Linked DNA regions of Homo sapiens: region 2 is linked to region 1. The links are chromatin contacts, found by Hi-C or POLR2A ChIA-PET in ENCODE. All regions are on one chromosome and are shown on one strand. Each heading gives the region's core, a stretch centred on a gene start or an enhancer-like site at or near the end of the contact. The rest is flanking DNA. Distances are from core to core; before and after follow the strand shown. Region 1 has its middle 100 kb from the start of LINC00474. Region 2 has its middle 52 kb from the start of PAPPA.

Region 1 (5,596 bases), core at 1,247-3,746:
CACCACAAACAATGTTCCTCACCAAAGATAATGTTCATGGAAGTGCTAAGAGTACGGGAACATTTCTGGTAAATACAACACCATCATATGCAAAGGCAGGAAGGAGGGTAAGTGGAGATGGAAGGTAAGAAGCAAAAAGAAGAAAGGCTCCATTGGAAAGTACACAGGAGCATCCCATGAAGAAATTAGTCAATACAGAAAGGTTTGGGGCACTTTTGTCGAAAATTGGCATTTTTTTTTTTTTTTTTGAGACAGAATCTTACTCTGTCACTCAGGCTGGAGTGCAGTGGCATGATCTCAGCTCACTGCAACCTCTGCCTCCCAGGTTCAAGCAGTTCTCCCACCTCAGCCTCCCAAGAAGCTGGGACTACAGGCACGTGCCACCACACCTCACTAATTTTTGTATTTTTTAGTAGAGACGGGGTTTCACCATGTTGGCCAGGCTGGTCTTGAACTCCTGACATCAAGTGATCTGCTCACCACAGCCTCCCAACGGGCTGGAATTACAGGTGTGAGCCATCCCTACCCCCTCGCCAAGAATTGGAAATATTTTGACATTTTATACAAAAGAGGAGACATACTCAAATATTTGATTTGTTTTAATTTTCTTTCATTTTTCCTGATTGTATTCACAGTGACACCAATTATATGTATATTTTATCTCCTTTGTCTGTCTTTCATACACATTTTCTTTTCTAATGGTTTTAAACTGCTTTGTATTTCTTTAGGTCAATTTCCTTAAGTCTGCCTAGCTCTGACCTTATTTCCACCAATAAAGATGGTGCTTTTAATGCAGGTTTAAATGACTGTTATATTTTTCACTTTTATTTCATTACTGATCTTGCTTGCTGCCTTGCTATTTGCTTGTTTGTTTACATTTTTGTTTTTCCTTGTGTCCTCAAATATTTTTTGATCCCTTAAATAATTTAAAAAATTGTTCACATTTTATAAATTCAGCCAAATATTTGGTAACAAATGTAATTTCATCTGACAAGATTTTCAAAGGTATTCTTCAATTGCCATCCCTTTGTAAGTTTTGTTTTACCTTTTCTTTTTGTAGGTATTCGTCTAAATTCTATGCTGTCTCCCCTTGTATTATAATCCTCATTGAATAACATTAGTTTTTTTCTTTAGCAGTTTTGTAAAAAAATTAGTGGTGGTGGGAGAAAAGTCCTAGGAGTAGTAGGAGAACTCACCAACTCATAGTCTAATCCCTTCTAATATGGAATAGTATGTGTATGTGTGTGCATGAAGGGAATGTCAAAATGAGAGACAGGAGCATAAGGTTCATGTTTCTCCTCTTTGTTTTCACTGAATTCCATTGAAATTGGAGAGAAGAAGAAACTAGAGATACATTTACTTTTCCATCTTAAAACTCACGTATGCAACCAAAGAATTTCAAAAGATCATTCTAGCTACACTAAACAGGTTGAAAGTAAGATGGGAAAGGAAGCTGTAACAAAAGTGTAGATAAAAAACGATGGTTGCTGATTGGAAATAGAATGAAGGGAATGGAGGTAAAATTGACAAAACGCGATGATTTTTCCAGGCTCTACCCCCAGTAGCCTGTGATGTTTTCAAGGATAGAAGCTATGTGCATCCATATATATATATTTCCAAGCATTTAAACCAGTCACTAAGTTAATAACAATAAATCTTCATTAAAACCAGACAAGAATTTATATTTTAATTCCTATTAATTAAAATATTGTCCTGAACTAAATATTTTCTATTTCTTTTCAGAAACAACTCAGGTCATAGCAAGAGGATTTGTTTTCACAGCAAAAAGGATTTGTGTGAGACCATTTTCTTGGGGATTGTTGTGAGACATTTTATGTCTGTTTTCCTAAAAGCACTTTAATGCTTTGGAAGTAACCATTATGGGTAAGTCATTTCATTCTAAATGCCTGTTTGCACCTTTTAAAAATGGGAATAAAAGTAATAGTATTTATTTGATAGGTTTTACTTGGAAACAGTAAGTAAATGTTCAGTGTGCCTCCCACAGGCCTTATTTGGTTTAGATATTTCTCAAGGGAGCTCCCACTTGCTCTTTCTTCCTCATTTCTCAGAGAAGCTATCAGGCCTGTTTAGACTCTCATCTTGGACGTTTCATTATAATTTTTGCCTCCCTTTATCACAGTCCTTCTCACAGAGGTATGCAATTATATGTTTATGTGCTTGTACCTCCATTAGGTCAGAGACTATGCCATTTTATTCTCATCTCTACAAATACCTAGACATAGTAAGTCTTTAATACATTTTAAATGATTAAAAGTTGATTCTCAATTGCAGGTTTCATTTATCATAGGTGGGGATGCAAACACCCCTCCTGGCTCCTTTTCCTAGAAACCTGAGTTAAAGAAAGGCCACCCACAGCCTTTGGTCTTTGGGATGAACAGTGAGGCTCATCAGTAACAGAAGAAAAAAAGTTGTACCCATATTTGGAAAAACATGTCTCTCAGACATATGGGTTTCTATGAGCAAGAGTCACAAGCTATCATGTTTTGATGAGTCATAAATATCTTCGGTATCAACCAGTTCCAGAGGAAAATTGCTTTAATTCATGGAAGAATACATTCCATCACAGAAAAGACATATTTCTGAAACAGAATATAGAACCTTAGGAAAACAGATTCTTTAAAGGTATAAAATAAAGCAAAATTGCAATATCATCTAATAGCAAAATATTTTTGTTGTTGTCATTTGTTTGCTTTGTTTTGTTTTGCTCTTTTGAAAGGGTAATTTGTTACTTAGTAAGCCCTTTATTTTTATTTGGGAAATTAAATAGTTGTAACTAACCCAATGGAATTGTGTTTTGTAAATGTTGGCCTCTTATAAATCAATTTTACTTCCTTCTCTCTAGTGGTGTGGTAGCTCATCCTAGCAAGACAGTCAGTTGGCAATTGTTTTCTGAACTCCTGCAGGGTTCTCAGCAGCCCATTAAGTGATGGATGGCTAGAAAGCTGATGACTGAGAATTTGAGGAGGTGTGTCTACAGTTAGTCTAGTCACCATTTTATTGAAGCTGGCAGAATAATTATTGCGTTTCTTGAACTCTAGAAATTATTTTATGAAAGCAGAATATTTATAAGCTAATTAATTCTTATAATCAAACTAAATCATATTAACCAAATTTTACTCCTTGTTTATTATAATGAGTAGATTAGCCGTATTTTTGTGAAGACTTACTATGCACTGGATACATTTAATTAATGTAGATATCATTTAACTCTTTTTTAAGGTTGTCGGGGGTGAGTTGGCCAAATTCAGCCTGGTCCAGGGAAAGTCGGAATTTTCTCATTTGATTGATAGATCGAGTCCATTTTTTTAAAACAATTTTTTAATTATGAAAGCACTACATTATGTATTTTTAAAAGACCAAAACATTTTAAAAAGAAGTGGCAATCCCCTTTTGTTACTTGGATTATCATTTTTGGAATGGCACTTTTTAACTCTCTTACCTTTTCTTTAAAAATATATCATTTATTTCTTTGTTGTTAAATTTTCTTTTGAGTTCTTACAGAGCACAAGGACTTATATTTTTTGCAAACACACCCATCATCTTTCAATCATGATCTTACAAGTTTAATTATATCACAATTTCTGGTTTAAATAATTAAATCACTTGAATACCCAGATTAAATATCTGGGCATAACGTTTATGCAACTGCACAAACTTTCTTTATTCTATCGGATAAAATTTCATTCATTACTTGTATAGTTCTGACTATGTAAATATTGTGCTTGGCTGAATGCTATGATTTAAATGTTTCCCCACCAAATTTCAGGTGTTGCTGATGTGATAGTATTAGGAGATGCAGCTCTTAGGCTGTGATTAGGCCTTGAGTGCTCGGTCCTCACGAGCAGGATTAAGGTGCTTAAAAAAGGGGGGACTTCATGCGTTGTTAGGTCCCTTGCCCTTCCACCTTCCTGCCATATGAGGACATGATATTTCTTCTCTTCAGAGGATGTATCCCTCCCCAGAAAATCAAACCTGCTGGTGCCATATTTTGGGTTTTCCAGCATCCAGAATTGTGGGAAATATTAAAAACAAAAATCATATGATCATCTCAACAGATGCAGAAAAATCTTCCAATAAAATTCAACATCCCTTTATGATAAAAACTGTCAACAAAGCGGGCATTGAAGGAATGTACTTCAAAATAATAAGAGCCAACTATGAAAAACCCACAGCCAGCAACATACTGAATGCGCCAAAGCTGGAAGTATTCCCTCTGAAAACCAGAACAAGACAAAGATGCCCTCTCTCACCATTTCTATTCAATATAGTACTGGAAGTCCAAGCCAGAGCAATCAGGCAAAAGAAATAAATAAAAGGCATACAAATATGAAGAGAGGAAGTCAAACTATCCCTGTGTGCAGAAAATATGATTGTATACCTAGAAAACCCTGCAGTGTCTGCCCAAAAGCTACTTGATCTGATACACAACTTCAGCAAAGCTTCAGGATACAGAATCAACTTACAAAAATTAGTAGCATTCCTATACACCAACAACATCCAAGCTGAGAGACAAATCAATATGCAATCCCATTCACAATAGCCACAGAAAAATAAAATACCTAGGAATATAGCTAGCCAAAGAGGCAAAAGACCTCTATAATGAGAATTACAAAACACTGGACAAAGAAATCATAGATGACAAAAACAAATGGAAAAACATTTTGTGCTCATAGATACAAATAATCAATATTGTCAAAATGGCCATACTGCCCAAAGCAATTTACAGATTCAATGCTATTCCTATCAAACTACCAATGGGATTCTTACAGAATTAGAAAAAACTATTTTAAAGTTCATATGGAACCAAAAAGGAGCCCAAATAGCCAAGGTAATCCTAAGCAAAAAGAACAAAGCTGGAGGCATCACATTACTGGACTTCAAATGAAACTACAAGGCTACAGCAACCCGAACAGCATGATACTGGTATAAAAAGAGACACATAGACCAATGAAACAGAATAGAGAGCCCAGAAGTAATGCTGCATACTTATAACCATCTGATCTTCAACAGAACTGACAAAAAAAGCAATGGAGAAAGAACTCCCTATTCAATAAATGGTGCTGAGATAACTGGCTAGCCATATGCAGAAGATTAAAAGGGAACCTCTTCTTATACAATATACAAAAATTAACAGAAGAAGGATTAAAAATTTAAATCTAAAGCTAAAAACTGTAAAAACTCTGGAAGATAATCTAAGAAGTACCATTCTGAACATAAGACCTGGCAAAGACTTCATGACAAAGATGCTAAAAGCAATTGCAACCAAAACAAAAATTGACAATAGTGTTTAATTAAACTAAAGAGCTTCTGAACAGCAAAAAAAAAAAAAAAGAAGAAAGAAAAAAGAAAAGAAAAACTATCATCAGAGTAAACAGACAACCTAGAGAATGGGAGAAAATTTTTGCAAAACATGCATCTGACAATTGTCTAATATCCATAATTTATAAGGAACTTAAACAAATTTACAAGAAACAAACAAGCAACCCCATTACAAAGTGGGCAAAGGATATGAACAAACACTTTTCAAAAGAAGGCATACATTTAGTCAACAAGCATATGAAAAAATGCTCAATGT
Region 2 (5,723 bases), core at 1,924-4,423, 74 kb before region 1:
TTGGAGTTTCCAGTGTGCTGTGGCTGTAAAACCAAACTATTTCAAACTAGGATATGTTAATAGAAATGGAATGCTTAGAGCAAGAGAATCTGGTTTTATCCTGATTCAGGCTGGGCCACCCACGGTCAGAATGGAGTATCCAGTTGTGGGAATTATACTTTGCTACCAATACAGACAAAGAGTAGTGTGTTAAAGAGGGAATCATGTTGACAGTAAAGTGATGACAAAAACAAGCCAGGTAAGAACAAGCAAGAAATTTGAGCTATGAAGGGATAAGATGATGAGGAATGGACTAAGATGTGATCATGGGTAACAAAAATCTGAAAAGTGGGATTCAGTGTATTCTATGAAACTGCAAATGAATAGAATTAGATCCAATGATTACATTTCACAAAGATGTGTAGGCTTGACTTTGTGAGAAACAACTTTCTAACAACAGAGGAATCCCAAGATGGAATTCACTGGTCTATAAGGTAGTAAGCTCCCATTTCTGCAAATGTTGTTGGGAAGAATGTTATCCATGTCCATATTTTCTTGGAAATGACATTAAACAACTTAAAAAATTCCTGAGGTTCTATGGATGAATCATAGAGATACTGTACAAGCAGGAAAACATTTCTCAAACTGTGTTCCTCAGAATAGGCATGTTTTAATGTAAGGGTTTTACAATCAAGCAAGTTTGAAAAATGCTTATTTGGCTTGGTTAAACACCTTCCTAGAGCATTTATTTAGTTAATGAGTACTGTGAATCTCCAAAATTGTACAGGCTATATAAAAAGTTTCCAAAAATTGTTTGGTCACAGAACCCTTTCATTTACTATGCAGTTTTTCCTAGCGGAACATCTCATAATACTAGTGTATGGTAAGCACTTGTGTACTCTTGCAGTGGTAGAGTAGGCTTTAGAGTCATAAAGAAACAGGCTTAAATCATAGCTCTTCCATTTACTAGCGATCTATTTTTGGACAAGTTACTTTTATTTCTCTGTGTTTCCTTTATCTCATGTGCAATACCTACAAGGTCTGAATGATGCATAGCATAATACTTCTACATTGTAAGACTATTACAAATGTTGACCATGACCATCATTATCATCATCATCATCATCATCATCATCATCATCATCAATATTCTGGACAAGATCTGATAGAGGCTCTGCTTCTACAGTAGTCTTTAGAGTCATTTGAGATTTAATGGAATAAAATGCTAATGGCATTAGTTTTTGGGAAGTGAACTTGGCAATATCAATTTAATTTTAAAATATGCATGTGCCCTGACCTCTCCAATCCTTTTCAAGAAAGCTACCTTCAAAAGTATTTGCACAAACACACTAATATGCAAGTACACTAGAAAATTGTATACAATATCAAAAGACTAAAAAAACAATGTCTATCACTGAAGGCTTTTTACTAAAACAAAACAGCAACACAAAACAAGACTTTCCACTGTGGTATTCAATGTGGTCATTAAAAAGAATGATATAGATCTGTTAGTGTTGACACGAAAAAATTTAGTAAGTGATTGAGAACTGTAACATTTTGGAACTCAAAGAGTGCTCAGAGATAGAAGCCTAGCTCTCTTGTTTTACAGATGGGAAGATAACATCCGTAATGGTAACTGACATCATGACATCAGAGATGTGATCTAGCTATAGAGTGGCCAGGAAACTCTACCTGGTATATCTCCACTGCCCTGGTGTATAACAATAGGTCCAAAAGGAGAGAAGCCCTCAAGATTCTTACCACCTCATTTAGCCCCACCAACATCTGTGTAAATCAGCACCAAGCAAATCAACAGCCGTGTAAGTCAGCATGTAGAAAGGGTAAAGACAACCTTTCTCACAAGTCGAGGAGCCTCCACCTACTAGAAAGCACTCCTTATTTGTCTCCAGGCTGCCCAAAAGAATCAGACAGGAAGAATGTTGGCTCAGTGACCATCTGGTTTGGGAATGGGAACGGACGGCTGTCATGTTCTGAAAAGCCCATTAACGTTCACTGAATTATTCAGTTTCTTCCTTGCTCCTTCACAGAGTGATCTGTCTTTTACGGATCCATTCAGTGCTTTCCAACTTTCCACTCTTCAAGAAGGAAGTCATGCTTTGTAAACTTTCCTGTATAGCTGAGTGTGGAAGAAAATTCAATGCTCAGACCATCTTTGGTCCCATTTTATCCTATTCCAATACAGCCACTGATTTTGAAAGGTCGCTAGGCTGGGGTGGGAAAGCACTGGTGCTAGAGAATATGTATTCAAGTTCCAACTCTCCCATCATTAACACCACAAACTTGGACATGCTGCTTCACATCCTGAGTCCAATTTCTTCTTCTCCAATTTTACAGATGAACTGTAATATTACTTTAACTAACATGGGTCTTTAGATAACTAAGTAGAAAGAAATATATGCAAACCTGCTTGTAAACAAAGAATCACAAAACAAATTTTATATACACAGTACTTACTATTACAACATCGAGGTATTGGAAGGAAATCCTTATCATTTGTCTAAATTGGTCTTTAACTTTAGTGAGTTCTGATACATCTAAATAAAATTTGAAAAGCAACAAAACATGTAAAATTGACTTCAAAGAATTTTAGATTTGAACAGACTATTGCCCTTAGCATCATGATCCAGGCTGCTGTATTTACTATCAGAAGTTGAGTTCTGTAGTGGTTTAGAGACAAGAACTCAGTATTGTGTCTCTACCAATTTTTTTGGATATCAATGTTTTCCTAAGCTACTGTTCCCTCAATCTCTTCTTCACCTTTGCCTAAGGGAAAAAAAGAAGCTTAATAGAATGAATAAGTCACTTATCACTTATGTTTCAAAATACCCCTCTGAGCTAGGAGGGTCATCAGGGAATTTGGCATGTAAGACAAAAAAAAATGGCTTATATCTTTGGCAGACAAACACGGAATGAATAACAGGGACATAAATGTGATGAAGATTGAACAGGGAACAGTTGAGCAATTGAGTAACATGACTCATTCTTACCTCATTCATATTTATTAACAGTAATAATAGTCTGCAGAAGGGCTCCAATGTGTCATAGCTTTATTTGTTTCATCTCATTTAATCTTCCTAATAAACCTATGGTGTGAAGGTTAATTCTCACTTCTAAAGAAGGAGGAAACTGTGGATCAAACATATTGTGTAATTTGCCCAAGATTTCAAGATGAGTAAGAGATAGAGGCTTAACCAGGGTTGCCTAAATACAAAGAACTTTTGTATACAACACACCAGTGTTTCTCCTTGGATGGACAGACTTCACATGCCTTCCATGTTGGAATTGTGCTTAGCATATAATCAATGTCCACGAGATGTCCTTTGTTTATGTTGAGTTAGCATTGCTGCATAGCGGACAAAAAAAGCTAGAGAAAACTAAGAAACTTCTAAATAAATCACATTGAATGATAAGAGGGTAGAACCATTGCTGGTCTATACATTATAAATCCCAAGTTTTCCTCTTGTCTTGAACATCAATATATTGTGTGACTTTGGGCAAGGCACTAAACCTTTCAATGCCTCAGTTTTCCTGCCTGTAAACAGGGACTGTTATACTAGCTTCACGTATCTATCTGGGTGGTTCCAGAAATCAAATGAGATGTCAGGACAAGCACTTGGCAATAGAAAGGCATTGCTGTTATCATCGTTCTTTATGACTAAGCATAGGGTTTATGGTATCTCTCTCTGAAAAATAACTGTGATAAACTCACATAAGCAAAGGGCTGGGAGGATTGTATGCAAAGACATGAATGGAGGGGAGTAGGAGGTGTGTGGGTGAGCAAGATGAGTAATATGGGTACTGTGAGGCACGAGAAGTATTACAAGAGTTCATGGGAGGCTGAATTCAATCCAGGATAACAAGTCTGTAGGGTGAACTGGAGGTGAGACAGGTGATACACAGAAGTGGATTTTGGAAGAAGTCAAAGACGGGATTGATTGACTCACTTATTCACTTCTGGCCCCATCTCCTGCAACCACAAAACAAGTGTTAACCCCATGGAATAGCTTGAGGCAGAAAAAAAGTGTCTTTAGTAGGATTATACTGGGAACTTACTAAGTATATAGGAATGGGAAGATAGTCAAGAGCAGTAATTACAAAAAGAATAGTCATAAGGACGAAGTGATGTATTAAAAAGTGATTAAAACAGAGCATTGAATATAGCCAGCACTTAATGAATGGTAGTGATGATAGTGGTAATGTTCATTGGATGCTTAGGAAATATGAAAAATAGAAATGTATATAACGTAGCCCCTGACTTCAAGAAACTCACAATTGGCAAGACCATTCAGGAGGCTTGAAAGAGGAAGAAAGAAAATAGAACTCTCACAGATTGCTTACAAAATGGTTCTAATACCTCCACTTATTCCTGTATCCACATCTTTTGAAATGCTACTTAACAGCTTCCCCCATTAAGTGGAGTCTTTCTCTCTAACCCTCAAATCTGGGCTAGCCTTGGATTTTGCTTTGCCAGTAGAATGTGGCAGAAGTGACTGTGCTAGTTTTGAATGTAGGTCCATGAGGTCTTACATACATTTGCTTTGTCTCCTAGATCCTTGCCAGCTGCCATGAAGACAAGCCCAGGCTAGCTAGATAATGTAAGACACATGGTTGGTCAAGTGACCCATCTCCCAAGTTGACAGCCAATTGCCAAGCAATGAATGAGGCTGTCCTAGACTAGCCAGCCCCAATTGACCCACCAGAAGGCTGCAAACACATGTGTGACAACAGCTGATGTCTTCACAGCCTGGACAGATAAGAACTTCCCAGAAAATCTAAAGACTTGTGGGCAGTGAGAAATTGTTTTGTTTTAAGCCACAAAGCGTTTGAGTGGTTTGGTATTTAGTCATAGATAACTGATACTGGAATTGTATTCATTCCTATATACCACCTTCTCCTACCATCATCACTACTGCTCTGTGAGCTTTTGCATCATGGACCCCATTTTTCAGATGAGGAAAGAAAGATTTAGTGAAGTGAAAAGTAACGTATCCAAGGTCAGGGGACTAGAAGTGGTACAGTCAAGGCTTTACTCAGTCTGTCTGTTCCACATTCTATGTAGTTTATACTACATCACACTACCTTGAGTAAGGTGAAAAAAATGACTTGTGGGTTGATCAGGGTGTTTGGCTTTAGGACAAGGGTTGAATGTAGTGGAGACAGGAGAACAGGCCATCCATGGGTGGGGCTCCATGAAGGCATGCACCAAAGTTTGAGTAAGAGAACACCAAGAGTGAAAGCAATAAAGGTCAAGTGGGATGATTCTTGTCTAACCTTCTTAAATCATGAAAGAAAGGAAAAGTTGATCACTAAGTAAAAACAAGTCAGGAAACAAGGAGGGATTTCAGGAAGAAAGAATGACACAGGTGAGGGCTGGAAACATGGTGAATCAACATTCCCATCCAAAAAAGGTGTGACCTTAAGTGGGAAAGAAGAGAAATGGTTTAAAATTGGAATATCATAGCCAAACTTGGGACAGCATAGAATTTCCAGTAGTTCTCCAGCAGTACAACTCCCCCCTTGCAAGGAGAAACAAATTTGGAAGAGAAGTCTGGAAAGAGCATTTTATCAGAGCCTACGAAAATCTGTGTCTTGAACTATACCAGAAATCTGCATGCACCTTTTTCATTGCTCCTTTGTTCAAGATCCTTTCTCATGCTCTGTAAGTAAGGGAATTCTTCAAGGCTTTCTCCTTGGAATTGATGCTACTGCCGCTCACCTAATAA

The links. A loop is a pair of places that touch in the nucleus more often than their neighbours do. ChIA-PET counts read pairs that join two places held with the same protein, here RNA polymerase II (POLR2A). Pooled maps may share reads with other maps.
Region 2: a loop to region 1 is called in a pooled map, with 3 times the contacts of the local background. The contact joins two enhancer-like sites. A Hi-C loop is called at or near these places in 1 of 168 maps with a recorded cell type or tissue (mammary epithelial cell) and 1 of 50 pooled maps. POLR2A ChIA-PET finds 5 or more read pairs at or near these places in 2 of 52 experiments (AG04450 and OCI-LY7).

Annotation. Positions count from the first base shown.
Region 1 is chr9:116,024,596-116,030,191 of GRCh38, reverse strand. No RefSeq gene overlaps it. Among named protein-coding and RNA genes, the nearest start is that of LINC00474, 100 kb to the right of the region's middle. Within about 2 kb of position 2,496, at least 2 of the 41 ENCODE cell types and tissues checked have a DNase peak (open chromatin) inside an H3K27ac peak, as active enhancers do; they include mammary epithelial cell, where a contact is called at or near this core.
Region 2 is chr9:116,098,986-116,104,708 of GRCh38, reverse strand. No RefSeq gene overlaps it. Among named protein-coding and RNA genes, the nearest start is that of PAPPA, 52 kb to the left of the region's middle. Within about 2 kb of position 3,173, at least 2 of the 41 ENCODE cell types and tissues checked have a DNase peak (open chromatin) inside an H3K27ac peak, as active enhancers do; they include mammary epithelial cell, where a contact is called at or near this core.